Linked DNA regions of Mus musculus: region 2 is linked to region 1. The links are chromatin loops, found by intact Hi-C in ENCODE. Cell type or tissue: gastrocnemius. All regions are shown on one strand. Links, peaks and the distances in the headings refer to the core of each region. The heading gives the core; the rest is flanking DNA. Region 1 overlaps Shroom1 (shroom family member 1). Region 2 has its middle 15 kb from the start of Il5.

Region 1 (16,124 bases), core at 3,551-11,550:
AGACACCGTGACCAAGGCAACTCTTATAAGGACAACATTTAATTGGGGCTGGGTTACAGGTTCAGAGGTTCTGTCCATTATCACCAAGGCAGGAACATGGCAGCATCCAGGCAGGCATGGTGAAGGAGGAGCTGAGAGTTCTACATCTTCACTTGAAGGCTGCTAGCAGAATACTGACTCCCAGGCAGCTAGGCTGAGGGTCTTATTGCCCACACCCACAGTGACACGCCCACTCCAACAAGGCCACACCTACACCAGCAGGGCCACACCTACTCCAGCAGGGCCATGCCTACTCTTCTGATAGCCACTCCCTGGGCCAAGCATATTCACAATGCGTCAAGGTCTCTCTTGTTTCCGCTGCTAGGAAGTATATTTGAGGTATCTGGTCCTCAAGCTTCCAGCTGACTCTCTTGTTTCTACCTCCCATCTCACTGTAGGTAGGCTGAGATTACTGATGTGACGACAGCATCTGACTTTTGAAAAGCATGTATTCTATTTTATGTCAATCACATACAATAGCCTTCGGAGGGTGTTGGATCATTTGGAACTAGAGTCGCACGCAGTTGGTTATGAGCTGTGTGGATGCTGGGAACCAAAGTTAGGTGCATGGTAAGAGTAGTCAGTGCTCTTAACTGCTGGGCCATCGTAGGTCCAGCCCCTGAATCTGACTTCGTATATGGATCCTGGAGATCATACTCAAGTTGTCGGGCCTGTGCAGTGGACAGCCCTGCCCAGTGAGTCACCTTTCTGTCTCTTAAGCTGTTTTTGCTTTTAAGGTTTATTTTTATGTTTTTTAAAAAAATTTTTATGTGTATGGGTGTGTTTTGCCTTCATGTATGTGTGTACCACGCGCATGTCAAGTGCCCTTGGAAGACAGAAGAAGGCATGGGATCCCCTGGAACTCAAGTTACAGATATTTGTCAGATGGGGATTGACAGATGTGGATGCTGGGGAGCCAGATTTGGGTCCCATGCAAAAGCAGCAAGTTCGGATTCTGTTTGTTTGCTTGTTTGATTTTTGAGACAGGCCTTGGCTGGAACTTGCTATGTGGACCAGGCTGACCTCAAATTCATAGAACTCCTCCTGCCCCTGTTCTCCAAGTGCTGGGATTAAAAGTGTGTACCATCATATCTATCATAGCAAGTGCTCTTGGCACATCTCTCCAGCCATCTTAAGCAGATTTTATCTGGTCATTCATGCCTTGGTCATGCTGGACACAGAAACTCACTAATATAGATTTTCATGATTTATTTTTTTTAATATTTTTCTTATTTATTTGTGGGTGTAGAAAAGAGAGAGAGAGAGAGAGAGAGAGAGAGAGAGAGAGAGAGAGAGAGAGAGAAGACACTCATGACTCAGAGCCAGTGAACATGTTGGATTGGTTCTTCCTCTCCTATGGTCTCCAGGATCAGACTCACGTTGAGTCTTGGCAGCCATTTTACCCACTGAGTCATGTCTCCAGCCTCAAAGCCTCCTTTGAGGACATATCTTTGTACTTCATCACCTCTACTTTTCTGGCATGCCAACGTGGCCAGGCACGAATGACATATGCCAGCCCATGATCTGGGTTTACAAAGATTAGGAAGAGAGGAGTTGGAGAGCTGGCTGAGTTAGTAAGTCACCTGCTGTATGAACATGCAGACCTAACCTTGACTCCCCTGCACCCAAGTGAAGAGTAGGGTGCTGTTGCTGGGTAGGGGGGAGGAGAAGAGACAGGGGAATTCTTGAAACTCATTGGCCAGTTAGCCTAGCTAAATGATGTTCAGTAAAAGAGCCTGTCTCAGCCAGGCAGTGGTGGCACACACCTTTAACGAGGCCAGCCTGGCCTACAGAGTGAGTTCTAGGACAGCCAGGGCAACACAGAGAAACCCTGTTTAGAGAAAGAAAAAAAGACAAAGCAAAACAAAGAGCCTGTTACAAAAAAGTAGGGTAAACCAAGCTTGGTGGTGTATGTCTTTAATCCTGGCACTTGGGAGGTAGAGGAAAGTGGATCTCTGAGTGTTCAAGCCCATCCTGGTTTACTTAAAAAGTTCCAGGACAGTCAAGGCTACATAATTGAGAGACCCTTTCTCAAAAAAAAAAAAAAAAAAAAAGTGAAAAGAGGCAGAGGAAGATATTAGACATCCACCTCTGGCTTCCAATGTACACACCTGTGCATATACCACACACATCCGATAACCTATTTATTTGTTTATTTTTATTGTTTTTTTGAAACAGGACTTCTCTGTGTAGCTCTGGCTGTCCTGGAACTTGCTCTGTAGACCAGGCTGGGCTCTAATTTAGAAAGATCCGCCTGCCTCTGCTTCCCACGTGCTGGAAGTAAAGGTGTGTGCCGCTACTGCCTAGCCAAAAAAAAAAAAAGTTTCTAAAGAAAAGAAAACGTAGGAAGAGAGAGAAAGCGAGCGCACTGGTGTCTAAGCAGCCAGGGTAGGCCTTTTAGAGGAGTTGCCTATTTTCTTAGAGGCTGTCACTCAGTTGGTAGCTTCTTACCCTCCTGTGGCCTTTGTGAAAAGATCACCAGCCCTGAGTGTAAAGACTAACCAACAGGGCTGGCCTTGTTGTACATGAAGAGTCAGTCACCCAGTGTGGTCACATCAAGAGTCTGGCCCTAGGTCTAGTGGAGGCTCACTTGCCTCTCCACTTTAGGAAGGCTTTATGCTCCTGGCCCCACTCCCAGCAATGTGTTGACTACTGCATCCCAGAGAGATTTGCCCACCTGTATTCCAAAGTGTCTGGGAAGCTCAAATGAGCCTGCTTTGGGACCACACCCCCAGTGTGTGCCACCCTATTCTCTGCACCCTAACCAAGCAGGTCAAGGAAGACAACCTTCCAACATAGGTCACTGGGAGTCACAGATCCTCAAACCTCAGAGCTGCTCTCAGCCAATCCCAGCGCAGCCACACAGGCCTTCCCCCTTGCTCTGCCTCCTGGCACTGGGGAGAGATCAATTTCCAGCCAGTCCTGCTTGCCTGCAGGCTCTGTTTCTTCCTGATAACGCATGAGTAACCTGGTTAAACCCGTGGTGGCCAGGGCCTCCTCAGCCATTCTGTTGCTTTCCCCAGAAAAGACTAATAGGGAGGGGAGAAGGGGGCGGGGAAGACAGTAAACCTCCTCTTTTCTACCAAGGCCACCCCTCTACCAACTCCCCATGCCTCCGTCTGTCCCCTTGCCAGTCACCAACTATTTATTTAACATTGACTACATGCCAGGGCTGGTGCCAGGCACTGAGTGACATATAAAGGCAGGGCCTGTCCCCAGGACACTCAGGGGGTGGGAATGGGAGGAGGAAATAAAAAACAATGGCAGAGTAGGGGTGATGAGTGACCCCCCCCCCCAAAGAACCCCATGACCTCCAAGCTGAGTCCTGTGGGTGTAGCATGAGAGAGGTGGGTGTCTGATGAAGCTCCCTAGACAGAAGACATAGTTGCGGGCCCACCCAATGTATTATTATGGAATTTATGGCACTTGAAGTTGACTTATTTCACACTTTGACTGTGGGTTTTCTTGGAGAAAGAGGGACCATGGCAAGGGCTTTGGCCAGGGTTTGCCTCTAGGAAATTAATTTTGGCTGCAGTGAACTTGGAGACATGCCTCGATTCTAGGCAGGGCTCTGCCACTTACGACCTGTGTGTGTCTCTGGGCCGGGTCACTTCCTCCTCAGAACCGCGGGGTTCTCATCTGAAAAAAAAAAAAAAGGCACCTAGGGGGTTGAGGACTAAGATGAGTATTTATGCTACACACCTGGACCATAAAGGGCACAGAATGGGGGTGGACAAATTGAGAAGCTGTCGCTGCTCCTGCCTTGCCTCTGGCATTCCTTTTCTGGGCTCCTCTGTGATCTCAATGTTCTTGATCATTGTTTATCAGGAAAAGATCAAACATAGACGCTAACAGAATGGCCAGGAAGCAGCCTGGGTGGGACTGGAGTTTGAGCATGTGCCTGGTCTCAGCACGGCAGGAGTGTCCGAGCAGAGGTACCACTAGGGAAGCCCTGGCAAGGGAGTGGATCTACTACGTCAGAACTAAGGTTCCTAACTAACGCCCAGACTTGCGCGCATCCTATTGCCCAGACCGTGTCAACCTCAAGAGTTTCTCTACCATTCTGATGAGAAAGAAGATGCCAGAGCTAGGAACCCTGTGACCGGGGAGGGCACGTGTAAGCCCCCAGTTCTCCTCGGCAAAGGAGCCAGCAGGTTGTCCTAGCCCTTACCTGAACTCTTCACTCACCAACCCATCTATGTTTTGATTTTTTTGTTTTTTTGTTCTTTTCGGCCCCCACCACCAGGTCTGCCAACTCCAATTTCCAACTGTATAAGCATGGAGGCCCTGGGTACTGGGAGAGACCGCACCTCCCAGGCCTCAGCCACTGAAAGCCTGGACTTGCGACGGTTGTCCACGCGCGCCGACTCTGCCTACAGCTCTTTCTCCACGGCGTCTGGTGATCCTGAGACGCGCACTCCGTCCCCTGGCACCGAGCGCCTCCCTTACCTAGACTGGGACTACGTGCGAGTGGTTTGGGGCAGCCAATCTCCTACCTCGAAGGACGCTGTCCTTTCAACGACTCAGCGACCTGTGCAGGCAGTCGCTGGGCACAGTGACCCACGGTCCCCAGAGGTCCAGGGAAGCCCGGGACCACTAAACAGACAAGACACCCCACTGCTGTACGCGCTGGCCGCGGAGGCTGAAGCTACAGCTCACACCGCAGAGCCGCCCAGCCCGCCAGCCTCGCGGGACGCCTACCGCCAGCGGTTGCAGGGTGCACAGCGACGAGTGCTGCGGGAGACGTCCTTCCAGCGAAAGGAGTTTCGCATGAGCCTGCCGGGCCGCCTGCGTCCCGCAGTCCCCACGCGACTTCCCACGGCGCACGTGCGCTCCGCCTCCAGCAGCCAGGAGCTGGGAGAAGAGGAGCCGGCGCGCACCGCTGTCCCAGCGCTAGCTGCTGCTGGCCGGGGGCGTCTCTCCAGCCAGCAGCGGCAGTGCTGCTTCTCTGAGCCAGGCAAATTACATCGCGTAGGTTGGAGCGGTGGGCCCACTGGTGAGGACTTGAGAAAAGATTATTCCACGCAGGAGTTGCAGCGTGGGATGCACGCAAAGTCCAAAGGGCTGCTGGAGACTCAGTCCCTAAGCTCAACGGAGCTGAATTCCGGGCCAGCGGATCTTGGCAATGCCCATAGACCTGCGGGTCGGAGTCAGAGTGTTTCAGGCGAGGTCATGGGTCCCTGCAAGGGTTCAGAAAGGACTGTGGCCACTGTCCAGGTATGGAAGATAAAGGACGTCGACTGGTGGGGGAGGGCGGCATCTGGGAGACTGTTTCAGACCACTGTTTCCCTGTTCTAGGCTGTTCCTCAAAGAGCAGACATCCGCAGACCACTGCTTCACACCAAGCTTTCCAGGTGAGAGATAAGGGACACTCTTGGAGTCAACTTTCACGGGTCTTGATTTAAAAAGGAATCACAGGTCCCATATCCATTACTTTTCCTATTGTTGAGAACAATTTTTTTTCTTTTGAAGATTTATTTATTTATTTTATGTGTATGCATACACTATAGCTATCTTCAGACTCACCAGAAGAGGGCACTTGGATCCCATTACAGATGGTTGTGAGCCACTATGTGGTTGCTGGGATTTGAACTCAGGACCTCTGGAAGAGCAGTCAGTACTCTAAACCTCTGAGCCATCTCTCCAGCCCCGTGAACAAATTCTTAAGAATGGAGACTTGAAGAAGAAATATTTATTTTGGCTCGCGGTTGAAGAGAGTGGAGTCCATCCCGGCAGGAAGGCATGGATTCAGGGCGTGTGAGGCTTCTGGTTACCCTCCATCAGGAAACGGACTCCTGCTGGGGCTCAGTGCCCTTTCCACTTCTGTTCAGTCCTCAAACTTCAGTCCATGGGATGACTCTGCCCACATTCAGTCAGATTACAATCTCAGACATTCTCCTCACACATATACATCTTCCCTCCCCAGTGGCACCTCTCTGGAAACCCCCTCAGAGTCAGTCAGAGGTGTGTCTCCTAGGTAATTCCAAATCCATTCAAGTTGGCAAAGATCTAATCATTACAGGACAGTCTACGTGCCTCAGTCTGAGACTTCCGACAGTCTTGTGCAAACTGCATGCTCTGCTGTTTGTCTGGGGCCGTGGGAAGGGCCTCTTTCCTGGTCACTGTAGGCTCCCTGCCTCTAGGTCTTTGACTCAGAAGGAGGTCACAGGAGTGTGTCCTGGAGAGGCCCTCCAGACCAAACCGGCTGGCTGTGGTCGGAGAATCTCTGAGACCTCGGTGTCTACTCCGGGCCCCTCCCTCCCTGAAGATGACGTGTTCCTGAGAGAAGCCAAAACACCGTCACCTCAAGATTCCCAAGGGCTCCCCACCAGGTGAATCCCTTCCTGTGTCCAAACACAGAGAGACACTCTCCTAACACATATACATCTAAAAAATGCCAAAGGGCTGGGAACTCTCTCAGGTAATGCCCAGGTGTTGGGGGATGGCGGCAAGCAGCCAGACCTTGAGCTCTTGTCTGCACCAGAGCCTTTTCTGATTCAGTATCCCGTCTACTTCCAGCACCTCCTACCGGCAGTATGAAAACGACTTAAGCAAAAAAGCTGGTCAGATTGCAGTTTCAGCAGAGAGACCCCTCCATGAGACTCCAGGGATCACGGGTACAGAGGACTGTGGGCAAGCGGTGAACGGCTCTGTGGATCTCTCCAGACCCACAAGCATTCCAGAGACTACAAATGACGACATCCCAACCTTTGACACTAATGGGACCACTGACCCCTCTGCAGCTACAGAGAAAAAACCCCTCAAGCCTCCCCCAGTCGATGTCTTGAGACCTTCAGACTCTGAGACTCCAGGGTCCCCTCACCACACTTCCCTGACTTGGGGCCAGTTTGATTCCAAGACTACTTGGCCTAGTCGGCATTTTGAGGCGCTGGTTCAAGAGCTGGCCAGACTGGATCCCTCTTTGAGCCGTACTCTTGCCGCCCAGCCCGGTCCAGAGCCACCGCAGGGCCTGCTGGATGGGCTTTTTCCTGTCGAAGAGATCCGAAGTGCGATGAGGCCAGCCCTTGAGGAGATGGGAGAGAAGGCTGCTGGCGCATCGGAGGAAGGGTGAGCATTAAGGACTCCTGATTCTGAGTATCTGCAGTCTAAGGCAGAAAGATTCAGAGAACTTTGGCTTTGTCCTCAGGTCTTGTGGACACCACCTCACGCAGGACCTGCAGACTTCCCAAGAGGCATCAAGGTCTGAAAACTCTACCCCCGACCCTGACCAATCAAGTGGCCAGGAATTCCCAGAAGGAAACAGCACCCAGGCCAAGAAAGTGAGTGGGGGAAGGGGTGGGGTGGGTAGGGGGATGGAAGCTGGGTGGGGCCGCGGCTTAGTGTCTGGTTGGAGAAATCCAGACTTGGCCCAGTTTTTGAATACTTAGGCCCTCCCGGTAGGTGGAACTAGCCCGCCTCCTCCAAAAGATGCTGCAGGATCTTCACGCTGAGCAGGAGCGACTGCGGGGGACCGCCGCAGACTGGACCCAACGCAACGGAGCTCTAGAGGCTGCTGTGAGCCAGGCCTGTACACCCCGGGAGCTGGAACGGTTCCGCCGGTTCATGACTGATCTAGAGCGTGTGCTTGGTCTGCTGCTGCTGCTAGGCAGTCGCCTGGTCCGTGTAAACCTCGCCTTGGCTAGGGCGGGCTCAAACAGCGACCCTGATGAGAGGGTAAAATAGGTTGAGGTTGGGGGAAGAGCAGGGTTTGGAGGGGCCTTCCTTCTACCGCCCGGATCATCCGGGAAGCAACGGTGTTCACTGCGCCCTCTCCCGGTGGTTCCAGGCCTCTCTGCTGCAGCGACTCCAACTTCTGCAGCGACAGCAAGAAGAAGCTAAGGAGCTGAAGGAGCACGTGGCTCGGCGGGAGCAAACCCTGCGTCAGGTGTTGGAGCGGGAGCTGCCCGCAGAGCATCTGCGCTCCTATTGTGTGCTGCTGGCCTCCAAGGCCAGGATCCTGTCACAGCAGCGCAGCCTGGACGATCGAATCCGGTTCCTTAAGGACCAACTGGACACTATCTGGAGCGACCTCAGCCATCATCCCCTTTCTCCCAGACTGACCTGGGCCCCAGCAATCCGTCCTCTAAACAAACAACCTTTTCTTGCTACCCTTATCTAGTTACATGTAGCGGAGGTGGGAACATTGTCCCAGGCTCACCCACAACTGGGGCGATGCTTTATAGAGAGCTTTCCCTTGAGGGAGTAGGGAGGAGTCAGACCAGGCCTTCCTAGGACACATCTTCCCACGGTGTTCTCCTGTGACCTTATTCAAGTTTGTAATTCTTTGGGAATTTGTGGGTCGTAAAAACTGCAGTATTCAAAGCCTGGCCTGGTGGTGTAGCTGTACTCCCCGCTATATGGGAAGCTGAAGATTTCAAGTGTAAGGTCTATCCGGGCTACAAAGGGAACTCAAAGCCAGCCTGGACAACTTAGGAGACTCTCCCTCAAAATAAGACGTAAAAAGAGGGCTGCAGGGTTTCGGGTTAGGTATACAGGGTTGGGGGAGGTCTGCCTCCACAAAAGACAGAAAAAAGAAGTCTGCAGGGGTGGGAGTTGGGGATACAGGGTTGGGGGTGTGTGTGTGTGTGAAGAGATGGACCAGCAGTTAAGATCACGTGCTGTTCTGCCAGAGGACCTGGGTTTTATTTCACGCATCTATGGTATATGGCCCACACCCGTCTGTAACTCCAGTTCCAGGGAATCTGACACTCTCTGGTTTGCACACAGGTAATGCACAGACATACATGCAGGCACAACACCCCTAAATAAACAAATAAATATAAAAGTAACTTAAAGAGAGGGCTACAGATAGAGCTGTAGAGTGCTTGCTTGCCATGTGTGAGAGTCTGGGTTCAAGCCCTCATAGAGCGACCACAAAAACAAAGCACAAGCCGGGCGTAGTGGTGCACGCCTTTAATCCCAGCACTTGGGAGGCAGAGGCAGGCAGATCTCTGAGTTCAAGGCCAGCCTGGTCTACAGAGTGAGTTCCAGGACAGCCAGGGCTACACAGAAAAACCCTGTCTCATAAAACAAAACAAAAACAAACAAACAAACAAAAACAACAACAACAAAAACAAAAAAACCAAAGAACAAAACCAAAAAAAAAAAAAAAAAAAAAAGCATGAGGAAGGATTATAAACCCTGCACACTCCCGTGTGATGGCGAGTCCCTCTGTCAGAGTTGGTGGGAGGCAGGAGGGTCAAGAGAGAAGAAGCTTAAGGTATAAACAAGCATTGCATTTTATATTCTAATAAACTCTCTAAGAGGAGCATGCATTGCCTGCAGCCGACAAGGGAAACTAACACTCTCTCTCTCTCTCTCTCTCTCTCTCTCTCTCTCTCTCTCTCTGTGTGTGTGTGTGTGTGTGTGTGTGTGTGTGAGATTGACAAACTCCAGCAACAGTCCAGGCTGACCAAAATGGAAGAGAGACTTGGTAAAGTGTCAGTCTGGCTCAGCAATGTCTGAAGAGACTGGAGAACCAGGTTTGAAAGCAGGAGGGGCTGAGGGGCATTCCACTGACCCCCACCCCCACCCCAGCAATTGCTAACTGCCCTGGTAACTGGATCACCACACAAAAGCATTTGCTATAGAAGTCTGATAACCTGAGTTCAAACCCCAGATTCCACAGAAGAACCAACTCCCAGAAGTTGTCTTTCTTTCTTTTTCTTTTTTTGTAATTTATTTATTCTTTTATGTATGAGTACACTGCTGCTGTCCTCAGACACACCAGAAGAGGGCATCAGATCCCATTACAGATTACAGATGGTTGTGAGCCACCATGTGGTTGCTGGGAATTGAACACAGAACCTTTGAAAGAGCAGTCCATGCTCTTAACCGCTGAGCCATCTCTCAAGCCCCAGAAATTGTCTTTTGACCCAACACAAATGCTGTGGCAGTCACACACCCATACACAAACACATGGTTTTGTCTGACCCTTACCAACTAACTATGCCTCCAAAATAAATATAGAAAGAAAGAAAGAAAGAAAGAAAGAAAGAAAGAAAGAAAGAAAGAAAGAAAGTCTGCTGAAGTTAGAGTCTGTCATCATAGCATTTGCCAGGCTGTGTGGAAGGTTTTTCTTGAGAACCATGAGTTACAGATGAAGATGAGGCCTGAAGTCCCAGAAAGGCAGCTAGGGCTTGTACTGTATTTAGAGAAGACTGATCCTGGGGTGGTATGTGATGGTCCAAAACACAGGACAAAACCGGCTCCATTTGTTCAGCCCTATGTACAGACAACCAGCTTTGCAAATTAACATGAGACCCGAGTCAGTATATCAGTTGCAAACAGCAGGGATAAGAATATTTTCTCTCAAAGGCTCAGGGTATTTTTGGAAGTTGGGCACATTAAAGGGCGCGTGTATGTGTATTTAAAGCCAATGGGCCTCAGAGCGAAAAAAATCTCTGCTTCTGGGCTTGTTTTCTGATGTGTATTGTCACTAAGTGCAAATGGCTGAGAACTGTAAATGGCCCTATTCATACTAAAGGCATCAGTTGCAACAGTCGGGCTATTGAGCACAGAACAATGTTCTCATTGTGATATTTTATAAAACGCATATGGGGCTCCTGCTGAGGCCATTGCAGGTCTAACGTTATGCTTTCCTTGTGTCGCCTTGAACCCTGTGGGCAGGGTCCGGGCACTAAGGTCTCTTGGAGGAGCCTTCTGCGTGGAAGCTGCTGATCTCTGCCTGTTGCCCTACGCAATTCCCATTTGAAACATCATGCTTCTGTTATGATATTCTTAGAAACACACCTAACACTGTCCACTCAGCCAATGGAAAGTGTGTATTTCAAAGCATTTCTGGCTTATGGGTGGGTATAGGGACGACTGCCATCTTTAGGCTAGAACAAACCTTGGTTCTGCGCCAGATTTTTCGAAGGGGAAATAACGAGATTTCCGTGCTCAACCCTGACAGTTTTTGAGTCACAGTTCCAGAGCTGGTCCTTGGGTCCAGCCTGATCTTGTCTCGTTCTTGCCTCAGTTTTTATCCTGTCCAATCGGTGGTTTCTTTTGAGGGCACTCAAGAATTCACAGCAGAGCATCGCAGACTTCAAGACTTTTGGGGGGTACTTGGAACCTGATGCGTTCGTTGGCCCTGCGATACACCGCCAGCAGATGGCACTGTTCCCTTATCATGGAAGCTTCCACCCACACCGTGGCCACCGGCAGCCTAGGGAGCTCGCACAAGCTCCAGTCTAGATACCAGGACTTGGCCTGGCTCTGATGGGCAATGTCCCTGTTGGGCTTGAAGGCTGGAACTGAGCCTTTTGCTTCTGTCAGAAAGAAATTCTGGCTAGCTAAGAAGGAAAAGGCTAGCTTGCCTTTCACTGCCAACAGGCCTGCGTTGGAAAATTGTTGACTAAATGAGATGTGCCGAGGAGAGAAGCTGGGGATGTGGGCCCAGAGCATCCGTTCAAGAACGTATCTGTCCGCTGCCTCCGCAGTTTGAGCAGTGATTCGGTGTCGCTCTCTCCCTCGGCTGCTGGAGGCGGCGCTCTGGGCCTTGCTGGATGTTTGGCTTTGGCTGCTGTTGCTGGGCAACAGGCATCACCGCGGCCTCCCTCCCGCTCATCCCGCCCCCGCTCTTCCACCTCCTCCTAAGAATTTAATTGGTGTACTTTTTACTTTAATACTGTAAATTGGAAATGGAATGGGGAAGCTATGTTCTTCGGCACCCCAAGCTGTCGAGAACATTCTGCTCGTTACAAAACGTTCCTCAGTCAGTAACTAGCGGAAACTCTGGGTCCTCACAGATACTGATGGAGGCACTGGCCATTCAGATGGCAGAGGCTCCCAGGGAAGGTTAGGGCAAATGCTCTGTACCCAGAAGAGGTGAATGGTGGGATAAAGAAGGACTACACTTTCTGTGAAGAAATCCTCTCAAGATTCCTGGTGTTACTGTCACAACTCAGCCACCACGCTTAGGGGGCTACTGTCTGTTATCTTTGGTATTTAAATCACTCAGCTTTTCCACCAAGAGAATTTGGTTCCCCACCCCCTCCCGGGGGGGGGGAGAGGAATGGATAAAGATTTCTTCTTTCTCTTCCCCCTCCCCCTCTATGCTTTCTCTTCTTTTCCTGTATCCCCCTCTTCCACTTCCCCTCCACCTTGGATCCTCTTTCAACTCCTCCTCCTCCTCCTCCTCCTCCTCCTCTTTTAGATTAATTTATGTTCACTATTTTCTTGCATGCGTGTCTGTGTGCCACATGCGTGCTTGATGGTGCCTTTGGAGATCAAAAGAAGGAGGAACAGGAGTCCCTGACTTTGGAGCGGGAACCCCTGACTCTGCAGCAGGAGCCCCTGACTCTGGAGTGGGAACCCCTGACTCTGGAGCGGGAACCCCTGACTCTGGAGTGGGAACCCCTGACTCTGCAGCAGGAGCCCCTGACTCTGGAGCAGGAACCCCTGACTCTGGAGCAGGAACCCCTGACTCTGGAGTTACAGATAGTTGTGAAGGGCCACGTAGATACTGGGAACAGAACCCAGGTCCTCTGCCAGAGCAAGCAGGGATCTTAACCACTGAGCCACCTCTCCAGCCCCTGAGAGCATCTTTACAAAGATTGGCAGGTGCTTTCAGCTCACTTGGTGGCAGTTTAGATGGAGAAGGTAAGGATAGTAGAGGGATGTGAGCTAAGAAAGACGGTATTCACTTGGGAGGCAGAATCAGGAGGATATGTGTGAGTTCAGGGCCAGTGTGGTCTACAGAGTGAGTTCCAGAACAGCCAGGGCTACATAAACAAACCCTGTCTTGAACCACCACCCCACCCCACCCCCACCCCCCAAAAGGGAAGGAACAAAGAGACATAGCTCAGTGATTGAAGATACCAGATGCCAATCCTGACAACAACCCGGTTTTATCTCTGGGACCTGTACAGCAGAAGGAAAGAGCTAACTCCTGGAAGTCATTCTCTGGCCTCCACACATGTGCCATCTCTCTCTCTCTCTCTCTCTCTCTCTCTCTCTCTCCCTCCCTCTCTCTCTTTCTCTCTCTCTCTCTCTCTCTCTCTCTCACACACACACACACACACACACATGCCCATACACATGCACATAACATAAAAAAATTAATAAAATATTGAAAGAGTGATATTGTTGGTTCTAAAGAGGATGGCTATTATTTTGAGACAAGACCTCAAGTACCCCAGGCTAGCCTTGAACTCTGTATATCAATATTCAGGATGACATTGAGTCCCTAGTCTTCTGTCTCACCTTATGGGGTCACAGGAATGTACCCCTATACCCACCTGATGATTTTAATTTATTTTTTTTGAGAAAGGGTCTTACTATTTAGCCCTGGCTCGCCTAGAACTTATCAATGTAGACCAGGCTAACCTGGAACTCACAAGAAATACTCCTGCCTCTACTTTCTGAGTGCTGGGATTAAAGGCAGGCACTATTATGTCTGCCTTAGATTTAAATATGTATATATGTACATGTCTATTTAAATACTATTTAAATATATGTATGGAAGGAGGAGAGAGAGAGAGAAAGAGAGAGAGAGAGAGAGAGAGAGAGAGAGAGAGAGAGAGAGAGAGAAGACCAGGGGAGGACATAGCTGAAGTAGCAAGGTTAGAACAAGAGTGAGAAACTAGGGGAGGGAAGCCCATGAGCTGGAGAAGTTTAGGGTAAGAGGCAGGGTGAGAAGGTCCAGGATGCTAGCACTGACTCTGTAACAGGTTCTTGTAATACTGAGGGAGCGTGGAGGCCATCATATATGTTAGTATGACAATGGGCACTACAGATAGCCACTTGACCTTTCTACCAGTGATAAGGAGGCGGACTCCTTTGGTAGTTCCTGAGAAATGCTGGCTTTTGTCTAATTGACAGAATTTGACAATGAGACCCTGTCTCAAAAGGAACAAAAAATATTATTTTATGTATATGGGTGTTTTGCCTGCATGTATGTGCCTGCAGAATCCAGTAGAGGGTGTCGGATCCCCTGGAACTGGAGTCACAGATGGAATGGGACCGGAAGCTGCCATGTCAGTGCTGGGAATAGAACCTAGATCATCTGGAGAAGCAGTCAGTGCTCTTACCTGCTGAGCCACTGCTCCAGCCCTGTTGATCCTATTTTAATTGCTACCATACAAAAGTGGGTTAACTCCCCTTTACATTTTTCCTAATAGAATGAAGTATGTTTGTTTGCAAACACAAATGTGGGTTTTTTTTTTTTGGGTTTGGTTTGGTTTGTTTTTGTTTGTTTGTTTGTTTGTTTTGTTTTGTTTTTTTAAAAGAATGATGTAAAGCAAATCCTGGAAACAACTCAGCACCCCCAACCCCTGCCCATAGGTTGCAGATCTCCGAGAGTCCTAACTATTCACTTGGTGTCGCTCCTTCTCCCGCAGTCTGCAGGATGGGAACTGCCAGTCTTTCATCCCACAGAGGACAGAGATGGAGTGTGGAGAATAGCCCAGAGTCACTGTTTTCGTGTCTGGTCCTGTGATTAAAAACAAAGTAAGGGAGTGAGGCTTTAATCAGAATGGCAGTTCCAGGGTGCAGTCCATCTGGGCAGAGAATGCAAGGCCGCTGGTGGTTGGAGCAGCTGGTCACACCGTGTCCAGACAGGAAGCAGAGAGAGATGAATGTGAGCTTGTCTCTACTCAGCTTCCTCTCTCTGTTTTACACAGTCCAGGATTCCCTGCCCAGGGTGTGGTCCCACCCAAGATCAAGTCATATAATCAAGGTAATTTTCAGAAGCCCATCTCTCTAGATGCTACCAGATTCAGGTCGCCAACACTAACCCTCACAGTCAATGAATGGGTTTAGGGATGATGCTATGCCTCTCTGCCACTTACTAGATGTGAACCTGGACACGTTTCTTCTGACTATTGCAGCCTTTTAACTTCCTGACTTAAAATCGAGACATTAATGGGCCAGCGACATGGTTCAGGACTTAGAAGCTTGGTGAGCAAGCGTGATGACCAGAGTTCAGTCCCAAAAACCAATATTGATGCCAGATGGGCATGGTGGCCCACCTGTGATTCTAGCCTCCGAAGACAGAGACCGGAGATCCTTAGAGCAAGCTGGCTAGGGAGACTTAGCTATATCCACGAATCCTAGGTTGACTGAGAGACCCTGCCTCACTGCAGAAGGTGGAAGAGCGGTTGGGAATTATCTCAGCCGTCAACCTGAAGCTTCAACATGCATTTGCACCCATCCACGTGCACCCTCCACTATGTGCGTCTGCACAAGCGCGCACACAAACACATGCACACATGGGGTGGGTGAGGAGAGCATCCAGATACGGATAGTCTGTGGCACACACAAGGCTTGTTAATAACTTCAGCACATTGAAACTGTGCCTGGAACATACTTAACAAACACAGCTTGCAGATTCATTACCCGTGTCCTGAATCTTCAATTAGGCAATCGAGGCTTGTTCTGGAGTAAACCCCGCCTCCATCAAAGGCACTGTAAAACACTCACACATACCTGCAGCAACAATTGTCTTCCATGAAAAGCCCACTCTCCTGGGACAACCTTTAGCACCTTAACCGTCTCAACAGTTAACTTTTCGATTACATTTATTTATTTGTTTACATGTGCCTGGGTGCATTTCATGGTGAGTGTGTGTGTGTGCATGTTTACTTGTGTGCAGGTGCAAATGTGTGTGTGGGTGCACGCGCATGCCCACATGCGTGGTCTCCAGAAGGCAACCGCAGGTGCCTTTCCTCAGATGCTGTCCCCTTGCATTTTTAATTTGTGCCTTCTGTGGATTTTTGTTCTGTTCTGTTTTGGTTTTGGCAGGATTGCTCAGTAGCCTGGATCTCACTAAGTAGGCTAGGCTGGCTGGGTCCAGGGTACCCTCTGTCTCTGCCTTCCCAGCAGTGAGATTACAGGAATGTGCCACCATACCTCGGATTTATATCATCATCATCATCATCACCATCACCACCACCACAATCATCATCAATTTATTTGTGTGCATGAGTGTTTTGCCTGCATACCATTTGAGTGCCTGGTGCCCCCGAAACTCAGAAAGGATGCCTGACCTCCTGAACTGAAGTTTCAGAGGTTGGGAGCTGTCATGTTCCATCATTCTGAGAACCAAAGCCAGTCCTCTGGAAGAGTGACCAGTGCCCTTA
Region 2 (16,124 bases), core at 4,942-12,941, 270 kb after region 1:
CCCACCTCAGCCTCCTGAGTGCAGGCATGGGCCATGTCTCCAATTTAACATTCAAACTTTTTGTTTTGTTTCTTTGAAAATTTGTTAGATTTTATTTATTTATTTATTTATTTATTTTATTTGTGTGAAATTTGTGTGTGTGTGTGTGTGTGTGTGTGTGTGTGTGTGTGTACTACATGCATTCCTGGCGTCTGCCAAGGACAGAAAGTGTGGCGATTCAATATTATGAAAGTATCTCTTACATTTTAAGGGACTTGAACTTTTGCTGAGTTAACAGTTCACCCTAAGGTCCCTTATAAGAACTGCTAGTGGAGTGTGATGGGGCACAGATCTCTGAGTTCAAGGCCAGCCTGGTCTACAAAGAGAGTTTCAAGACAGCCAGGGCACAGAGAAACTCTGTCTCAAGCAACAGCAACAACAACAGAAAATTATTGAAAAGCTTTTACTCAGTAGGAATAATGACTCTTATTCCAACACCCCATGAATTTGTATAGCTTTGCCTTTTTGGGTTATTTTGACATGTTTCCATGTAGCCCAGGCTAGCCTTAAATTCTCAATATAGCTAAAGATAACCATGAATTACTGATTCACCTTCTGAGTGCTGAGATTGCATGCAGTGCATCATACCTGGCTCATGCCATGCTAGGAATTGAACCCTGAGCTTTGTACATGCTAGGCAAACACTCTACCATGTTCCATCTCCAGATCCCTCTGTGCCCTTTCCTACACTGTGTCCTACACTGTGTGTGTTGCAAGTGCCTACAGAGGCTAGAAGAGGTATCAGACCTCTGGGAGCTGGTAGGTAGCTGTGGGTGCTGGGAACCAGACTTGAGTCCCCCATAAAAGCAGCGAGCAGCCGGGCATGGTGGCACATGCCTTTAATCCCAGCACTCATGGAGGCAGAGGCAGGTGGATTTCTGAGTTCAAGGCCAGCCTGGTCTACAAAGTGAGTTCCAGGACAGCCAAAGCAGCGAGCATTCAGCTGCTGAGCCATCTCCCCAAGCCTGGTTGTCATCTTTTCCTGCCAGCTGTCATACTGTTGACCTAGCACTGACCCATCATTATTACTCCAAGTTCATAGTTTCCTACATTCACTCTTGGTGGTGGTACAGAGACCCACAGAACAGTGAGCCATAATGTGTAATGACACATTACCACCACTGTACTCACATCCCGTCATTTCACTATCCTAGCAACCTCCTGTGCTCAGCCTCGTCATTCTCTCCTGTCCCCAAGGGCTGACAACTGCTATTGTACTGTGTCAATAGTTTTAATGTTTTCTGAATGGCACATATACAGACCTTTCAGGTTGGCTCCTTTCACTTAGCAATCCATATTTATGCTTCCTATGTGGCTGTGTGTTAGACGTGGTTTTTCTATATAGCCTAGAGTAGCCTTGAACTCACAATCTTCCTGCCTTAACCACCATGCATGGCTATCTGTGCTTTTCACGATGAACTCTGCTTTGAACTTGATAGGTCAGCACTCTACCACAGAACTACATCTCCAATGTCTCTTTCTTCTTCCTCTCCTCCTCCTCCTCTTCCTCTTCTTCCTCTCCTCTTCTTCCTCCTCCTCCTCCTTCCTCTCCTCCTCCTTCTCTCTCTCTCCTTCTTCCTCTTTTTCTCCTCCCCCTCCTTCTTCTCCCCCTCCCTGTACTGCATGCTTCTGTACATGCACATGTGTGTGTGTCCAGAAGCCAGAGGTCAACATTGCGTGCTTTCCTCCACTACTCCACACTTTATTTTTTGAGTCGGGGTGACTCACTGAACTGGCTAGTTGAAGCTCACCAGTTGGGCTAGGTTTCCTGCCCAGCAAGCCCTGATGATCCCGATGATCCTCTTGTCCCCCTACCCCCACCCCACCCCTGACACACAAACCCATCCCTGCCACTGGGGTGACAAATGTGTGCCAACACTGCCCAGCTTTTGCACGTGGGTGCTTGTGTGCCAGGCACTTTATACACCAAGCCATCGATCGCCCTACTCATTTTCTTTTAACACGGAACTTAACATTCCACTGTCTGGATGCACCACAGTGAGCATCCATCCATTAAATGGACATTGTGATTGCTTCCAGGCTTGGCAATTATAGGAAGGCCTCTATAAACATCCCCAAGTAGGTTGCTCAATCGATGTACGTTTCCCCTCATTTGGATAGAGAGTGAAGAACACAGACTGTGGAGTCTGGTGAAAGCCCGCTGAGCTCTGGAGGGAACCGCCAGCTGCATCTCCACCACAATGAACTAGAGAGTCTGTGCTCACACCTTGTCACCAGTGTCTGCCTTTGGTGGGATTTTGGATCCGGGCCATTCTAATGAGTGTATAGTGGTATCTGGCTTTAACTTGAAATTCCCTGATGACATATGATGTCCTTTTATATTTGTACTTCCTGGGTCAGGGTTTTCTAGAGAAAGAGAACCAGTATAATGAATATGTATTAAAATGGAGATTTAAAGCCAGGTGGTGGTGGCTCCAAACATGCCTTTGATCCCAGCATTCAGGGAGGCAGAAGCAGGCTATCTCTCTGAGTTGAAGCCAGTCTAGTTAACAGAGTGAGTTCCAGGACAGCCAAGGCAACACTGAAAAACCCTGTCTCAAACAAAACAAAACAAAATGGGGGTGGGGGGGTCTTGGGCTCATTGCTCGGCTCAGGTGCTGGCTACCAAACTTGACGTCTGAAGCTCAGTCCTTGGATACCACGTGGTAGAAAAACAACGTCCACAAGCTGCCCTTGGGTGAGCATTCCTAGCAAGAAACGATTCTCTTTTACACGGGATATTCTAGTTTCATTTCTGCTGCTGCAATGGAGTGCTCTGACAAAAAAAAAGAACTTGGGGAGAAAGGTTTGGTTTAGCTCACCATTCAGGGTTACAGGCCATTGCTGCAGAGGAGTCAAGGTAGTAAGGAAAGGCTTATCATGCCACACCCACAGTCAAGAGCAGAGACATAAATGTGATACTATGTCCATTTAGCTGAATAACAGCAGGGCCTATGACCCACCTATCCACAGACACAGCATCAAACTGACTTCCAGCGACTTGTCCTTATACCTATAGATTCATGCATGTCTCGGCTCTCGTCAGAGACATTTTTATTGGCAGTAATTGTCGATTAGCACAGAGATCCACAACTGGTCAAGGAACAGAGAATGAGAGACTGCAGGATGTTCAGCCTTAGACGGGGCATCTATATTATACACCCCCTCCCAAGTTCAGGAACCATCAAAGGAAATGGGGTGGAAAGAGCATAAGCTTCAGACGTAGCGGCAACTCTAAGGAAACAGTCTTCCGGATACAGTAGGACAGCTACCATGTGACCTCGCAGCAGCTGCGACACCAGGCACTGGATTTGTGTAGACCCAAGCCTGACTAAACTTCAGCCCGAAAGGAGAGATGAGCACCAAGTCCCGCCTCTAGAGAGAAACTATTGGCAACTGATAGATGCTGTGGGGTGGGGGTGGGACTTCTGCAAGTTCTGGAGTTCTAGCCATGCTCCAGTGGAAGACCGCACATCCAAGAGTGTGGGCAATGCAAACCAGACATGATGGGTTACAAAAACAAAACAACAAAAAAGCCCACAAATCTGGGTGGGTAGGCCGGGGGGGGGGGATCTGGAAGGAGTTGGGGAGGGCTGATTAGGATCAACACATTGTTTGAAATTCTCAAAGAACCCATTTTTTTGGGGGGGGGGAGTCTGTTTTAAGAGCAGAGAAAAATGACTGCATGCATGCATAGTAGCTGACCTCCACTCTACAGTGGAGGGCTCCGAACCTGATGCTGCCAATTTCAGGCTAGAGCCTCCCACCTTAAAGAAGGCAATCGGGACAACCCCACCCAACCCCTACAACATGGCCGCCGGCCAATCTGAACTTCCCGTTTCCGGCGATTCTAAGTTGTGTCAAGTTGACCATCAAAATAAACCACCACACTGAATAACTTGGAAGAGTAGTTACTGAGGGGACTCCTAAAATGAGAACAAGATGTAGGGAAAGAAACCTATCTAAAGTTAGTAACCGCAGGAGTGGAACCAGAAGGCTCAGGGGTACTATATACAGAGGAACCCTTTATGAACACTGGAACTTCCTGTGAGGAGGGACTGGAAAGATGAACATCCTGACTCCATGCTCCTCCCACCTTTGGATCACTGACCAGTGCTTGCCAACCCACTGCCAAATCTACAGATGAAGAACTCAGCAGTGGGCCAGTGAAATGGTTCAGTTAGCAAAGATGTTTGCTGTTGAACTTGATGACCTGGGTTTGATCCCTGGGACCTACATGGTGGACGTGGAGAACCGACTCTGGACCTCTAATCTCCACTTGTGTGCTGGAGCACGCATGCCCCACTTCCCAGGCTTAATAAATAAATATAACTTTTTAAAGAGTCTAAAAACAAAAAGAATTCATTTGTGTTATCCACTGAGGTCCACCTCCAAGTACCCAGGAAAGGCTGAGGGAGAGCTAAGGGCACCGGAGAGGCAGGGTCTCCCTTCCCAAATGTGGGAATTAATAGGTGAGAACCCTTCCAGCGCAGACCACGAAGGAAAAGATAAACTCATTCACTCACTTTGGCATTTGCGAAGACCGGTGGCGAGCTAGGGAAAATATTGACAATGGACAAATTTCCAGAAAGTATCGCAAAGTTCTCTTAATTAATCAGAAAAAGATAATTAACCCACTCAAAAAGGAAAAGAAAAAAAAAAAAGGTGAAAGACTTGAATCAGCACTACCCAGAACAGGAAATGCAAATGGCCAATAAACACAGGAAGAGATGCACACCGAGTTAGTTACCAGGGAAATGAAAAATTAAACCACAGGGAGATAACACTTCGCACCCACCCGACTGGCAGAAATCAAAAGTCAGATATTACACCTCAGTTCAGGATGTGAAGTAAAAGGAATTCTGATACATCACCCAGGGAATAAATTGGTAGTTTTGAAATGCAGATCCTAGAACACATTTCCGGCACACGCACCCGGTGACCCAGAGGTTCAACCTAGTATATGCCTTAAAGAAATCCTTGCCCACTGACCAGTTACAGCCTTGCTTTAAACAACTTCTTTTTCTGACCATCTCTCCCCTCCCCCCTCCTTCTTGAGACAGACAGGGTGTCTGTCACATAACCCATGCTGGCCTTGAACTTACTACGTATATTAAATACCTGACACCACCTCCTTCCATCTCCCAAATGTTGGGATTACGGGTACACACCATCATTTCCCATTTAAATGAAAAGTTAAATGTATTATTTTATGTATATGATTTTTTGCCTGCATGTATATCTGTGCACTGCATGTGTGCCTGGTTCCTGAGAAGAGCAGAAGAGAGCAGCAGATTCCCTGGCACTGGAATTACAGACAACCATGAGCCAACATGTGGGTGCTGGGAATTGAACCTGGGTCCTGTAGAAGAGTAGCCAATGCTCATAACCATCTCTCCAGCCCTAAATAAAGGTGGTTTTGTTTTTTTTTTTTAACTTCATGGATGATTTCAGATTTAAACAGAATTATTCAAATAGAGTAGATGCCCTCATCTTTGTGGCCTTTCCTCCCTGGGTGGATCCTTCGTAGATACTGATTTCTTTTTTATCCTTAACTAAAGGCCACACCTTACTCATATTTCCTAAATCTATCTAATATTCTATTTGGAGTAATCTTTTTGGATGCTGGGATTAAGCCCATTGCTTCTTGCATGTATACCATGGGCCATACACTCCCAAACCTTCAGCATTACGTTTAATTACATCAAGTCGGAGGAGGTTATGTCAGGGGTGGGGTTGTAGGGGAGGTTGAGGTTTCATAGGTTTTGGTTCAGTTGATTAAAACACTTTGTGCTGTTAAACAATTGGACCTCCTGGAATTGCTGGTTCGGTTGCACAAGAATGTTCTACTCATCTGGAAGTGCTCAGTAGGGGCTAAGGAGCAGTTTGGTGAAGCTAGGACACAATGGAGTCACTTTGGCCTGTCCTTCCTCATTCCAATATGGCCATCGTGGATCTGACCTGCTGCTCAGAGAGAACTGCCAAGTATGATGACATCAAGAAGAGGGTGAAGCAGGCATGTGGACCCCAAAGGGAATCCTGAACTATACTGAGGACCAGGCTGTCTCCTGTGACTTTAACAGCGGCACTCTTCCTCCTATGGTGATGGATGGCATCGCTCTCAATGACCACTTTGTCAAGCTCATTTTCTGATATGATAGTGAACTCAGCTACAGAGACAGAGTTATGGATCTCATGCCTTACAGGGTCTTCAAGAAATAAGAAGCCAGGGGCTGGAGAGACGGCTTAGCGGTTAAGAGCACTGACTGCTCTTCTGAAGGTCCTGAGTTCAATTCCTAACAACCACATGGTGGCTCACAACCATCCGTAGGGAGATCTGGCGCCCTCTTCTGGAGTATCTGAAGGCAGCTACAGTGTACTTACATTACATTAAATAAATAAATAAATAAATAAATAAATAAATAAGGAAAAAAAAGAAATAAGAAGCTGGGTGGTGGTGGTGCACGCCTTTACTCCCAGCACTTCGGAGGCAGAGGCAGGAGAATTTCTGAGTTCGAGGCCAGCCTGGTCTACAGAGTGAGTTCCAGGACAGCCAGGGCTACACAGAGAAACCCTGTCTCCAAACAAACAAAAAAACAAAAACAAAAAAATAAAGAAAAAAAAAAGAAATAAGAAGCCATGGACCACCCACACCATAAGAGAGGGGCCCTCAGCTGCTGAGGAGTCCCTGCCTGGATTCAGTCTCCATCACACTGAATATACCCTCACAGTTCCATTCCAGATACCCAGACAAGTTAGGAAACCCTATTCTCTCAATTACCACCAGTAAAGTTCACTACCAGGGACTGAGGAGATGGCTCAGCAGTTGAGAGCGCTGGATGCTCTTCCAGAAAACTCAGGTTCCAGTTCCAGCATCCACATGACATTTCACAACATTCTGTAACCCAGGGGGAGCTGGTGCCCTCTTCTGGACTCTGTATATGGTGCCCAGACATACAGGCAGACAAAGCACCCATAAGGATAAAAGAAACAAACAAACAAAAAAAGTTCCCTGCAGCCCCTGCCCCGAATAGGCAAAATAAAATAATATATAATATCAGAACATTTACATCTGTGACAAAACTTTAAAGGGTAACAAAGAAATGATTAACTCAGAGGAGGGGCTGGGATGTAGCTTCCTTGGAAGAGTGCTTGCCTGGGGTGCACAAAGCTCTAGGTTGGATCCCCAGCACGCTATACTCAGTGCTGGCACGTCGGAAGTAGGACCAGAAGTGCAAAGGGCTCCTCAGTTACATTTTGAGATTGAAGCCAGCCTCAAGGCAGTGTCAAGACACAGAGGTTCAGGGGTCAGGGGAGAAGAAAGGAAGGGAAGGGGAAACACCTGTTTCATGTCTCTTCTGGCAGGAGGGGATTTGGACACTGTGGTGGGGCAGGGGGTGCCCTCTGAGTTGATCGAGTTTGAGGTCGTTGGCATGAGTGCTGTTTTCTCTCGTACATATGACCGGTTTCATAATAATCAGTTTGAAAGTGCCCGAGCCTGCTCTTTTCTACCCCTGGAAGGGTACTTCCCACCCAGTACTTTCTACCCCTGGAAAGGTACTTCCCCTCCCCCTGTTGAATCGAGGTGGGAGAAACCCGGAGCTGAAGCAAACAGGAACTTCTTTCTGTCTTGGAAGAAATGGGGTTTTGTCTTCTACCATTCTATTCAAACCCCACCATACATCGCGATGCTTCCCGTTTCTCGGATGTCTAGAAAGACGCTCACAACACTGTAAAGAGCGGAAGCAGGGCAGCTTACAGGGTCCCCTAGAGCCCTCAGCATCTTTCGAACGGGCAGGCTGGACTCTTAGCAGTGGTCTGGAATGAAGGCCAAATCTATGCTTCTAAGTGAGGAATGATCCCAAGTGTGAAGGCTCGTAAGCAAGGCGACTCTCCTTGCAAGAATCGCCACAACTAGAAGCAGACCAGTTGCCCAGGCTACTGGGCTCTGGGCACTGATGTTCCACATCCACCTGTCACTTGTCCCTGAGGAGCATCTATGGCAGTACAGGATCAGACACAGCCCTGCTTTAGCTCATGGTCTCCAGTAGAGGGAGACAGTGAGCGCACATACGAAGCGGCTGTACAGGGTGGTAGGGTGAGTGCGGCGGAGGAGCGTGCGATGGATGTGAAACAGCGCCGTGTTCTGCATGTGTTCAGTTTCCCGAAGCTGGACAAAGAGAATCACATTCTCTCTTGCTAAGGTCCAAGTCCAAAGCCTTTGCCAAAAAAGCGAGAATTTCCCAGGGCCTGTGCTGTCGAGGTGATCACTAGGTCTCTCTTGACGCTGCTGCGTGTTTTGTTTTGTGGACCTTCTTAGCCGGTCAGGAGCTTTGGCCGTGTCCTGGAACCTAACAAAACGCAGACCCTTGGCACAGCCACACTCACCAGCTGTCTCTTGGTCTTTGAATTCCACCTGAGCACAAACAGACCTGTTCTTTTTCTTTTACTTTGTTTTAGATTCATTATTTTTCTTCAAAAAAAAAAAAGTTTACATTTTTTGAGACAGGGTTTCTCTGTGTAGTCCTAGCTGTCTTGGAACCCACAATGTAGAACAGGCTGATCTCAAACTCAGAGATTTGCCTGCCTCTGCCTCTGTCTCATGAGTGCTGGAATTAAGTGTGTGCCACCATGCCCAACTTATTTTATTTATTTATTTATTTATTTTTTTTTTTTTTTGGTTTTTCGAGACAGGGTTTCTCTGTATAGCCCTGGCTGTCCTGGAACTCACTTTGTAGACCAGGCTGGCCTCGAACTCAGTGATCCACCTGCCTCTGCCTCCCGAGTGCTGGGATTAAAGGCGTGGGCCACCACGCCCGGCTCCAACTTATTTTAAAAATATTTTACTGCTGGTCAATGGTGGCACATTTTGAATCCCAGTACTAGAATGGCAGAGGCAGTCAAATCTGAGTTCGAGGCTGGCCTGGTTTGCAGGGTGAGTTCCACGACAGCCAGACCTACAAAGAGAAACCCTGTCTTGAAAACAAAACAAAAACAAAGCAAAGCAAAACAAAACAAAACAATTATATGTGTATGTGTGTGTGTGCATGCATGAGTGCATGCATGTGTGTGTGTACACGCGTGTGTTCATATGGATATGTGCCATGTGAGTGTTTGTGCCCATGGTGGTCAGAGGAGGGCACGGGATCCCCTGGAACTGGAGTTTCAGGCGGTTGTAAGCAAAGTACTGAGAACAGAACTCAGGTCCTCTGTGAGAGCAGTATGGCGAGCCCCTGCACTTTATTTTACAGTCAGATTCTCACTATGCAACTGCCTACCCCTATTCTGAGTCAAGGGGTCATTGGCCCCTAAACTGAGTGATCTTCCTGTCTCTGTCTCCTGAGCCCTGGGCTTTCCAGGCTTGTATCATCACCAAGCTCGCCTTTTGAAGTCTTTTAGAAAATAGATCAACCTTGAAACCACGAGCTCAGCTCACTATCTCCCTCTTGTGGCCGAAATTCCCACCAGTTGGAGGCTGCTCAGTGCTGTCCCTCAAGAAGCTGAGGTGCTTTTGCTACATTAGAAAAGAAGCCAAGTTCCAAGTTCCGTGCTCTTTCCAGTTGGGCAGGCCGTTGGCGAGATCCAACACCGCCCCCTGGTGGCTGATATGTTAATTTTCAGCGCCCACTCCACTCCCCTCATTGTTCCCACTTTAGAGGCCTTCAAATAGCTGGACACCAGCCTTCCTCACCTCCTCCCCAGAGTTCTGGGATCCAGGTCTGCCTTCTACATAAGCAACCTTCTGCCAGTTTACACCAGCCCATGCCTAGCATCAGTCTGATTCAGATGCAGAGAGAAGGCAGCATTCAAGGAGACAGAGAACTGTAGATCTCTGCGAATTTGAAGGCAGCATGGTCTATACAGTGAGTTCCAAGCCGGCCAGAGCTACACAATGAGAGTCTGTCTCAATAAACAAACACAAGTAAATCACTTGCCCTCGTCCTAATCCTCCAGCAGGAAGCAGTGGGAGTTCTGCGGAGGAAAGGTTGTCCTACTCGGCCCTCTATCATTGTACACTGAAGGCATTCTCAACCACTAGAGGAGAGACAGTGTGGAGACCGGGTGGCTTTTTACAACATGCCACTAGAGGGCACCATGTCGGGGCTTTAACAATAACAATAACAACACAGCACCAGGCTACTCTCCCTACTCCCTACTCCCAACCCCACCCCTATTTTTTGTTTTTGTTTTGTTTTGTTTTGTCTTGTTTTATTTTGTTTTGTTTCTCCCATGGCTTTCACCTCCCAAACTTGTGAGAACACTGAGCTAAGAGTCCTAAATACCAGATTTGTAGACAAGGAGTTATTCATGGGACCTCATTTTAAAAATGGGGTTATCATGGCTCTTGGAAACACGTAAGGTAGACACGTGCTAAAACTACTTAAAATAGTTATCCATATCCTAGCTGGGCTTGGTGGCACATGCATTTAGTCCTAGCACTCAGGAGGTAGAGCAGGTGGATATCTGAGTTCGAGGCCAGTCTGGTCTACAGAGTGAGTTCCAGGACAGCCAGGGCTACACAGAGAAACCTTGTCTAAATAAATAAATTAAATTAATAAATAAATAAGTAAATAAATGGTGGTATCTTGGTAGAGGCAATACTTTTACAGTAGCAAGGTATTACGTGCACATAAAAAATATGTATTTATGAACTGGGAAGATGGCTCAGTCTATCAAGTGCATATATCATAAGCATGGGACCTAAATAGAACCCCAAAATCTATTTGTAAAACCAGCACATACCTGTTATCCCAGTGCTGGACTGACAAAGACAGGAGTGAGCTAGTTGGCCTCTAGTCATGAGCTCTCAGTACAGTGAGAGACTGTAGCCATCCAGCGACCATGGACAAACTAGGTTTACCTGAAAAGGGAGTTGGAAATGAAAAAGAAATGGGGGGTGGGGTGGGTGAGAGAAGAATGAACCCAAGACAAGGTTCTGATCAAGGCTCCAAATTTAATCTTCAGCACTGGGTTTATATAGGGAGAGCCCACAGACCCATCCTTTGTTTCAGCTGGATTATGTTGCAAAGCAAGGTCAATAGGCAGTCTATTCTTCTATGTTCCTGTGGGAACTTGCATGTGCAACCAAGGCGGATAACTCCACAAGATTTACTTGTTTTACAGAATCCCATCTAGGGTAAAGAGTGGCCAGGTGACTGTGACTGTCTTAGGTCAGTGTCTATACTGCTCCTTCTTACCGGTCATGGAGATCAAGAATAGCATTGAGCCAGGCGTGGTAGTGCACATCTTTAATCCCAGCACTTGGGAGGCAGAGGCAGGAGGATTTCTGAGTTCGAGGCCAGCCTGGTCTACAGAGTGAGTTCCAGGACAGCCAGGGCTACACAGAGAAACCCTGTCTCGAAAAAAAAAAAAAAAAAAAAAAAAAGAATAGCATTGATGTATGTCTCTGTCTTAGGTTGACAGGACCTCAAGAACACTCTTACCCATCTCTGACTACCGGATTCTATAGCAAACTCTTTCCCATTCAGACCAAAGCCACGAAGGATATATGAATATGCGCTCAATGCATTTCTTCATAGCGATGGGTAACTGCCATGGTGAATAGATAGCTGAGCTTGCCGAGAGTGGTTCTGTATGAAGGCAACCAATCTGTTTAAGATACAAGGTCCCAAAGTTAAAAGCAAAAAAAGTATAATTAATGGTTCAAGCAGTGTAAAAATTAAAGTTGTAAACCATGAGGAAGTGGAGAAACAAGATTCAAACCATCTCTGATTCTGTTCTTTTTCTCTTTTCGTTTTTGCTATTCCTTCTTGAACTTTAGCCATAGAATCCTTTACTAACTCCTGAATGATGCATTCTTCATGGAGGGCTGCACACCATCCTCCCTGCTGAAGGAATGAAAGATCAAGTCCTCTCATGTTTTGAAGCACTACCTCAGATAAGGAGGTTAGAGATTCTTGCAAATGGGAAACAGAGATTTCTATCCTTTCTATATCAGTATCTGTTGCTGTTATAAGGAACTCGTAATTTTTTTCTTGCAAAACCAGGGCAGAAGCGCCAGTAGATGCTCCTCCCACACTCAGAGACTTCCTTGGCATCCAAATTTTAATATTTTAAAATAAAAAGTGTGATTTACATAATTTTGTGGTGAATAGGGATATAATTCCTCCTTTTTTGTTTTCTATGAAGATATTGTTTTAAAGTTCCATGGGCTTGTTCCACAATACCTTGTCCTTTAGGATAATAGGTAAATATGGGTAACATCCATTTGCCATAAATGATTAGGTAGGAGTCCTCAAGGATTAACATCATTATGTGATACATGAAGAAATAGAGGACACTGAGAACAAGTCTTTACAAATTGATGTGTGTATTTTCTAGAAATACCAAATTGTCTCAAACTATTACTGTTTTGATGATGTAAAGAATGAGATTGTTTGGCTAATTGTTCCTGTAAGGCCTATAATCTGCCTGGGATACAAATCTGCTGTGCCATTGCCCAGGGGTCCAGGAAATCCAGTGTGAGCCCTTAAATGTCCTACAAAGTAAGGAACAGTACATGTTTCTTAACTTAAGCTGTATCAGTATAAGTAACTGTAAAATTTGAGAATTATCAGTATCTAAAAAAGGAACAATTTTAAGCAATTGTAAACCATGAGCTATATATTGGCTATCAGTATACAAATTAAAAGCTTGATTTTTCAACATTTCAAAAACAGTAGCTACAGCATGTAATTCAATTATTCGTGAAGCAGGGTTGAAACTCGAGAGAATAAACATGTGATCCAATCACATATGTTTCTCTCCCATTAGATGAGCAGTTTGTAAATACAGTAAATGCATTCTCTATGGGCTGCATGTGTACATTTACAGGAAATACAAAAGTATGTACAGAGGCAAATTCTAACAACTTGTCTTTTGAATAATTATTATCAAATTTGCCTAAAAAATTTGTCATGCAATAGGTCAAACATCAGTATCCTGCAATTATCAATTTAACTGCTGTTTGAAATAAGAAATAAATGTCTCATCAAGTTCTTTGCCAAAATACTTTCATGACTCTATCCTACAATTCTGTATTAACACAGCAACAGCTTCATAATAGGGCGTGCAAACTTTACTTGGAGACAAAGAAAAATGGATCCACATTAATGGTCCCTTTGGCCTAAGGACTGCTGTGAAACAGTCAACCATTGCTCATAGTCTATATAATGTATCTGCTGTTGGCTAATACCTTCCTCTGCTTTCTGCAAAGCTATTTGTCCATCATTGGTTAATTGTTCAGGGAACTAGTATTTGCATCCCCCCTGAGAATACAAACAGACAGAGATTTAAGTTCTCCTGTGGTGAGCTTAAGGTGAGGTCTTAGCCAATTAACATCTCCTAGAAGCTTTTGAAAATCATTTAAGGTAAGTAAATTATCTTATTATCTTTGTGTGTGTGTGTGTGTGTGTGTGTGTGTGTGTGTGTGTGTTGAGACAGGGTTTCTCTGTGTAGCCCTGGCTGTCCTAGAACTCACTCTGTAGACCAGGCTGCTGGCCTCAAACTCAGAAATTCGCCTGCCTCTGCCTCCCAAGAGCTGGGATTAAAGGCGTGCACCACTACTGCCCGGTTGTAAATTATCTTTTCTTACTTGGATTTTCTGTGCTAATTTGTTTAGGATATAACTGATGTCCCAACTATTGAAAAAGATATCGCCTTTGAATCTTTTCTGGAGCAGCAACTACTCCAAAATTTTAAAGTGTGTTGTATAAGAAGAGAAAGGCTTGTGGTAAAACGCCTTCAGAGGGATCCGTTAATAAAATATCCATATAACGAATAGTATACACTGAAGGATTCAAAGTCCTAACCTCCTGCACTGAAGCAGAAACACATTTTTGACGTAATGTAGGGCTATCTGATATTCTTTGAGGCAAAACTTTTTAATGATATCACTTCATGAGTTATTCAAAATTACAAGCAGACACACTAAATGTAAACCTATTACAACCATCAAGACACAAAGGAATAGTATAAAAACAATCTTTTAAATTTATAATAATTTTATAGCTATTTTTTGGAATGGCAGCTGGAGTAGGTAAGCCAGGTCATAATGCCCCCCTAAGTTCCTAGTTTCATTAACCTTTCATACATCTTAAGTTTGGACTTTGTTTTGGATTAATGGAATAACCAACCCCTTGGAGGTGAGAGAGAACATCAGCTCCAGTGTCTATTAATCCTTCAAAACTTTTTTCTTCAATTAGTAATTTAAGGTTAGGTCCCTCATTATAACAGACTGGACCCAGTACACATCAGAGGAACCAAAGCCATCTTGTCTTCTCTTACTCTTTTTTTTTTTTTTTTTTTTTTGGTTTCTCGAGACAGGGCTGTCCTGGAACTCACTCTGTAGACCAGGCTGGCCTCGAACTCAGAAATCCGCCTGCCTCCCAAGTGCTGGGATTAAAGTCCTCTCCTACTCTTAACACATTTGGAAGGTAGCAGATGCAAGGGAACTAAAACAAGTTGAGCAATTCTTCTGTTAGTAGGTACAGTTATAATGCCATGGGGAGAAGCAGCCATAATTCTAATTTCTCCTGCATAATCATTATCTATAACTCCAGGATAGATATGTAGTCCTTTTATAATAGTGATGTTTTGGCCTAAAAATAACCCCAAGGCCCCTGGAGGCAAGGAACCAAAAACTCCTATAGGCAGGGTTTGAACTCCCATTTCTGGGGTCAGGACTGTGTAGGTGGTGGGACTGAGGTCCAATCCTGTGCTTACTGGGGTTGCTCTGATTTTCTTGGCTAGGAAACTGCCTGTTGTGAGTGCCTTGAGGTCTGAGGCTGACCCTTCCTCCAGTTTCCTGACAAGGGACAGCTTTGTTTATCAGGTTCTGTCTTGGCTTTGTTCGGACAGATGGGGGCACACAGGCTGCATTAGCACTCTCATAAGCCAATTATGTAACAAAAGGAACTCCAGCCTGAGGATCTCCAAAAATTCTACCAGCTGCTTTTAGCAGTCTATCCACAAATTCCTGAGGCGGTTCATCGGGACCTGGTTCATCGGGACCTTGTTCGATCCCAGATAAACTCCCACTGAGAGCTCCTTTCCAATCTTGGGGGGTTAAATTTGCTTCTACCACTGTATCCAATAAAGCTTGTATAAAAGGGGTAGCAGGTCGGTACTATGCTATAGCTGTTTTAAACTCTTTTATTACTCTTGCAATCATCTTCACTTGCTTAATTTTTTCTTAATTACAAGTATGGGTGAGTTAAAAATCATGAGCTTGTAATTGAATTGTAAACTGCAACTAATGGAACATTGGCAGTTTAACTATATTTTTAAGTTTCTTTTTCAACATAGAGCATACCCATAATTTTGGAAAACAAAGCCCAGTTTTAAACAATCTTTTCTCTCTAAAATCAATACCAAGAGCATTACTTTCACGATACAAACTTTGGCTGCCAGTTTTTATATATGAGTGCATGACAGTGCAGCTTTTAATACCTCATTAAAGAGACATTGTTTTAAATCCTATCCTTCATAAGTCTAGTTTCTAGGATAAGAAATACATAAAATATTATCCCAATTTAGAAGTATCTTTAGAGACATATTTTCCTGGGTTGGCTCATGCCACGTGTTATTTAGAATGACTCCAACCCTGAGTTACCAGTTTTAAGCCAACTTTCTATTACCAAAGTTACAAAATTTTAATCATACCAAATAACTTATAAGCCAATACTCTATAACCAAGACATGTATAACATATTTATACTTTTAAAACCAGTCAGAAACAAAAATGAAGTGGCCACACACATCTTATATATTTAGACTAAACAAAATTTTCTTACTTTTTCTAGCTGTAATTTCAAGAGAGGAGTGCCTTGCTACTTTTTGAACCCAATTACAGAGTTTTTTTGCAGGGTAACTTCTCAGTTTCTGCAGTGCAAATTGAGTGCCTTTTAAACAAGTTAAACTAAAGCAAGGAGGGGGGGGGGGTACGAGGGACAGCCAGCAGATAAGTTTATCCATTTTTTCTTTTGAACATGAAGCACAGAACACCAACCATTCAAACAAAAGACAAAACCAGGCATAAATGGACAGACATGGACAGATTAGCGCACCAAGGACAGACAATAGAC

What was found. A loop is a pair of places that touch in the nucleus more often than their neighbours do. Peaks named below come from ENCODE experiments on the same cell type or tissue, not always from the same donor. Only the 100,000 strongest peaks of a DNase experiment are listed, where the experiment ranks them.
Region 2: it touches region 1 in a loop (2.3-fold over the local background); 22 of 42 quality-filtered maps call a loop at or near these places.

What each region holds. Positions count from the first base shown.
Region 1 is chr11:53,458,938-53,475,061 of GRCm38, forward strand. It overlaps Shroom1 (shroom family member 1), which reads left to right. Exons shown (of 8, transcript NM_027917.3): 2 at 4,286-5,256; 3 at 5,338-5,393; 4 at 6,183-6,371; 5 at 6,559-7,107; 6 at 7,187-7,319; 7 at 7,441-7,713; 8 at 7,826-8,829. The coding sequence starts at 4,318. The coding sequence ends at 8,158. Among named protein-coding and RNA genes, the nearest start is that of Shroom1, 9.8 kb to the left of the region's middle. In gastrocnemius, for the core only: a CTCF peak has its summit at 7,818 (motif pointing left); DNase peaks (open chromatin) are centred at 4,812, 5,118, 7,599, 7,782 and 3 more places; H3K4me3 peaks cover 2,667 bases; H3K27ac peaks cover 1,885 bases.
Region 2 is chr11:53,727,676-53,743,799 of GRCm38, forward strand. No RefSeq gene overlaps it. Among named protein-coding and RNA genes, the nearest start is that of Il5, 15 kb to the left of the region's middle. In gastrocnemius, for the core only: CTCF peaks have their summits at 6,363 (motif pointing left), 8,102 (motif pointing right), 9,550 and 10,119 (motif pointing right); DNase peaks (open chromatin) are centred at 8,110, 9,572 and 10,098; H3K4me3 peaks cover 392 bases; H3K27ac peaks cover 1,295 bases.